Regions from separate parts of the Mus musculus genome. Here region 2 is linked to region 1. Evidence: chromatin loops called from intact Hi-C (ENCODE). Cell type or tissue: heart. All regions are shown on one strand.

What was found. Peaks named below come from ENCODE experiments on the same cell type or tissue, not always from the same donor. Only the 100,000 strongest peaks of a DNase experiment are listed, where the experiment ranks them.
Region 2: it touches region 1 in a loop (14-fold over the local background); 7 of 42 quality-filtered maps call a loop at or near these places.

Annotation. Positions count from the first base shown.
Region 1 is chr2:104,884,255-104,886,754 of GRCm38, forward strand. It overlaps Ccdc73 (coiled-coil domain containing 73), which reads left to right and starts at 2,070. Exons shown (of 18, transcript NM_177600.4): 1 at 2,070-2,239. In heart, no CTCF peak of the experiment used is centred here; no DNase peak of the experiment used is centred here.
Region 2 is chr2:105,184,577-105,187,076 of GRCm38, forward strand. No RefSeq gene overlaps it. Among named protein-coding and RNA genes, the nearest start is that of Them7, 39 kb to the right of the region's middle. In heart, a CTCF peak has its summit at 1,412; no DNase peak of the experiment used is centred here.

The DNA of each region.
Region 1 (2,500 bases):
AACCTCTTTGATTCCTTTTATGAAATAAGGTCTTGCTATACAGACTAAGCTAGATCCTTCTAACTCAGTCTTCTCAGTGATGGGATTACAGGTTTGTACCAACATGCCTAAGTAGGTTTTGATCTGAATGGCTCTGTGGACACCTAAAATATGTTCCTGTCCTGACTTCCTTCAATGGTAAACAATGATGTAAAAGTGTAAGCCAAACAAACCCTTTCCTCCCCAACTTACTTTTGGTCATGGTGTTTCATGATAGCAATAGTAACCCTTACTAAGACAAGGTGGTAGGATTCTTGGAATTGGAGTTATGGATAGTTGCAAGCTACAATATGAATGTTGGGAACTGAACCATGGTCCTCTGGAAGAGCAGTGAGTGCCCTTAACCACTGAGCCATCTCTTTAGCCTTTCAACTATTGTATTGTTTGTATTGTATTGCTTGTCTCTCAACTTGAATAGTTTTATGAGACACAAAGAAAAATAAAGCAGAGAACTGTTTTAATAATAACTAGTGGGGCTGGCTCACAACCACCATAATGAGATCTGATGCCCTCTTCTGGTGTGTCTAAAGACAGGTACAGTGTACTTATTTATAATAATAAGTAAGTTAAAAAAAAACAATGACTAGCAAGCTTCCTTGTTGGCATTACTAGCTAACATCAAGCTATTAAAATATTCCTTGCAGCAGGAATAATTATACTTATTTATCAGGTCTGAATGACTGAAAAAAATACAGTTATCCCATGTTATAACTTTTTACTTTGACTTATAATTCCTTGAGAAGCTATGAGGATAGTTGTTTTCTGTGTTCTCTGATTGACTAAAAGAAAAAAAAAAATCAAACAGAGTTTAAGGCAAGTACACATAGTCCTAATTTGAAAATGTAAAGCTTAGAGAACAGGAAGCTAGCTTACAACACTCAGGCCTGGGATCCTGGAGATAACCTGGAGAAATGTGGATAGGAATTATTAGAAGAGGATGGTAACAGCCAAACACTTCTAGATTTGATAGCAATGTGAAACAGAGAGCTTTACAAAGCAGGTTTTTTTGGTATTATTTTGTGTATATAAGCGTTTTGACTTGTATGTGTATTTGTGTACCCTATGCATGTCAGAGTCCTTTCAGATTTTGGTAGCATGGATAAGCTCTGTAGGCCTGGAACATACTGTATTAATAGTTGTATGGAATGAGTTCTCACCTGTGAACCATCGTGTTAGGTTTCAGAATAGAGAAGAGGTGCAATCAATAAGATTAGAATTTCTTTTTCTCTAAAGTTAAAAATTATCTCTGTCTCTCCTTCCCCCATCCCTTCTCTTCTTCTACCCCCTCCCTGTTTCCTGTTCCCTTCTCCCTGGCACAGGAAGCGATAAGAGGACAACGAGTGATAGAACTAAGAGGTCGTCAGGTCTGGTAGCAGGTGACTTCACCTGCAGAGCCATCTTGTTGCTCCCTACATTTCCTTTTCTATGTAATATTTCGCTTAAAAAACAAATAAACAAAAAACTACATTGTCTTCTTGATGAATAACATATTCATGAACATCAAACATCCAAAATCATAAGGTATTAAATGGATAGGCACCTCCTCCTTCTTATTCTTACAGCGTTCGTTGTTCCTAATCAATAACACTGGTTGGTATTTTTTTGTTATTGTTTGCTTTTAAATTGTTCCAAAGACTATTTAAAATGAACATAACAGAACATGGTGGCATAGTCCTTTAATTCCAGCACTTTGGATGTAGGTACAGGTAGGCGGATCTCTGTGAGTTTCAGGTAGCCAAGGCTACATAGTAAGACACTGTCCCAACACCCCTCCCCCGCCTCCAAATAATACGCAGGGCGGCAGTGGTGGTCTTCCCAGCGCTCAGGAGGCAGAGGTAGGCAGATCTCCGTTTTCGAGGCCAGCCTGGTCTGCAGAGTGAGTTTCATAACAAACAGGGCTACAAAGAAGAGCCCTGTCTTGAAAAAGAAAAACTAACATACGTCCGCTCCAATTCCTTAAATGTAGCCGCACAAATGCGGACTGAAAACCGGAAGCGCCTTTGGGTAGGGGAAGATGACCCGGAAGTGCTGAGCACTGAGCGGTCTTCGCTGAGGTAAATCAGGCATTGCGTTGAGCGCTGTTTGAGGTCGCTCTAATATTTTCACCCAGTTTCTTACCAAGGTCGCCCTGGACCTCAGGTGTCCCACCAAATCCTCGTGCTGACTTCCCCAGGCCTGGTCGCCCTCAAGTCTCCTTCAGGTGGGTCTAGACTTCCACCTCGGCCGCCACCCATCAGGTCTGCTGGTTGGTAATACGATGCTTGCGTTTTCTTAATAGGGTTGTGTGCTTTAGGGTGCTTGCTTTTGTTTGACCCACGTTTACGTTATGAATACAGTGTTATAATGTTGGACACCCTTGTCAAAAGTTTTGACGGAGTCGACTGCTCAGAGACAGGGTTTCTCTGTGTAGTCCTGGCTGTCCTGGAACTCACTCTGTAGACCAGGCTGGCTTCGAACTCAG
Region 2 (2,500 bases), 300 kb after region 1:
TGCTTTCTGTATGGTGGGCAATCCCTGAGAGTCTGGGCAACAAGTCTATTTTAGTAGAGTCCATGATTCCCTCTCTCAGGAGGGGCATTTCCTTTTTAAGCATATAGTCTTCACAGAGAGAGCCAAAGAGACAAGTGTGTGTGTGTGTGTGTGTGTGTGTGTGTGTGTGTGTGTGTGTATGTGTGTGTTGAAGAAGCCCAATTTCTTTTTTTTTGAAGATGTGCTCAGCAGGGGCTGTGCTTTGGCTTAACATCACATGTCCTATGCTTCCTCTAATGTGCTGTCCTGACACCTCAATTCATGAGATGGTTCCTGTGTCAGCCATGGGGCATCCCTTGAACAGAAGAACCTCTCCCAGCTGGGCTTGGCTGGTCCCTCGTCACCTCAGCTCCATTACTACACAGGAAAAGACCAGTTTGGCAAAGAAATGTCTTCCACCTTTCAGAGACGCCGGTTGTTTCTCTGAAACCCAACATAACCTTGTCCTTAGCAGATGTGAGCCTGGGTCCCAGGTCTTTGAATTCTCTGGCCACAAGCCATCAGTTGTGCCAATCAAATATGATAGAAGCAGTCCATGATGCTTAATTCTGGCTCAACTGATGATCAGTGGTGGTCAGGGGACACATCTCTTAACCATCCCCAGAAACTTTTTTTTTATCCTGTCCTGCTAGACTAACAAGCCCATTGAGGTGAGGGTGATCCCTGCGAAGAGCTGAGGAGGACTGTGTAAGGTGTGTGGCCTCTGCTGTCACTCTCACTTTCTCTTTCTGTCTCCTCTAACTGCACCTGACCACTTCTGCTTCCTTCCTCATCCTCACTCAGTACTTGTAGAAACTGGCGCTGACTTTAAAAAGAAGCCACAGCAATTTCTTCTAAGTTCCGTTTAGTTCTCTATTGTCATAAAGCTGCTGCTGTATCAGTCAGGGTTGTCTAGAATAATGAAATATACATGAAGGGCTGATTAAATCAGTTTACACAACAAGGTTGGAATAGTCTTACATCTGAAAGGCAGAAAACAGGTGGTTACTTCCAGTCTACGAGGCAGGGGAACCTCTGCAGTCCCAATCTGGTGCTGAAGGACTAGAGGGCTCTTAGAGGACCACTGGTCCTTAGCCCATGTTGGAAGCCCAGAAAAGCTGCTTCTTCTGATACCAGCAAAAGAATCATCATCGTCGTCGTCGTCATCATCATCATCATCAGAAGCAGCAGCAGCAATAGATAAATGAACTCTGTGAGAAGAAAGCAACCAACCAAAAGGCACATACTCTTCTTCTATGTCCTTTTAGCCTGGGCTGCTACAAGAAGGCAGCACCCACATTTAGGGTGGGTCTCCCTGTATCAACTAAGGCAATCAAGACAGTTTCCCAAAGATGCTCCCACAGCCCCATCTGATGGACACATTTCTCACTTGAGACTCTCTACTTAGATGATTCCAAGTTGTGACGAGCTGACTGACGTTAGAAACTAACCATTACAGCCACAGTTTCATTGATTAGGGTCTAATCCTTATGGCCACGTTTAACCCTCAAACCCCACACAAATATTGTAGCCAGAGTAATTTCTAGCCCCCTAAATCCTTCTAGTGGGGCTTGAATGGTGTGGATCTTCAAACTGTAGCGTCTACCGACATTTCCTTGTGGAATCCCATGTGGAGCACATTTGTTAGGCGAGGGCATCAGTCAGTGACCCATGTCAGGGGAGGACTCCTACAGTAGCTTGTCCCGCTTTACTCTATAAGCTGACTGCATTTTAAAACAGTGGGCCGAAGAGAGATGACGTCATAGCTCCGAGGGCATGGCGTGTGCCTTTAAGGTGCTGAACAATTTGCATGACCCATTGTGAGCTCTTGGCAATGGGAAACCACTACTAATTTAAGTTGTTAGAACTAAACAGAACTGAAAAGATTCTGAGGGTTAAAGGATTGGGGCGTAAAAGAAAACGTGTAGCCCAGTCTCCTTGTACAGAGAGAGACTCATACTCCAACATTAGTAGCAAAGCCAGTTTTAGAGTCTAGCTTTCTGAGCTCCGTGCAGAGTTCAGGTTCTAATCAGCAGGAAGTGGGATCTCCTGGTTTTGGACTTTTTTCCATCCTGGAAAAGCTGGGATGCCATTCCTCAGGAAAGACCATTAGCACTGGGAGATTGGAGCTAAGGAGGTTTCACATGGAGACATTGCCTCAGAGAGTGGCTGCAATCCACTGGGAGCAGGCCTTGTCTCTGGGAACTCGGAAGCTGCTGTATGCTGCCTTCGTCACAGCCTAAGGGGATCAGGGCCCCCAGAGCCGCTGGGGTATACATCATGCAGAAAACTAGTTTTGCTTCTAGCCAAATACATGGACAAGACTCAGAGCTGGGATTTCAGGTCTCTCCAAAGTGAAATGAAGCATTGTAGCAGATAAGACGAAACCTGGGAAGTTGGCAAAAATCAAATAGCTCTTAAAATGAATGTGTTTGGAGCGCAGTGTTGACCATATGTAAAGTATATAAAAACACCGGAAAAA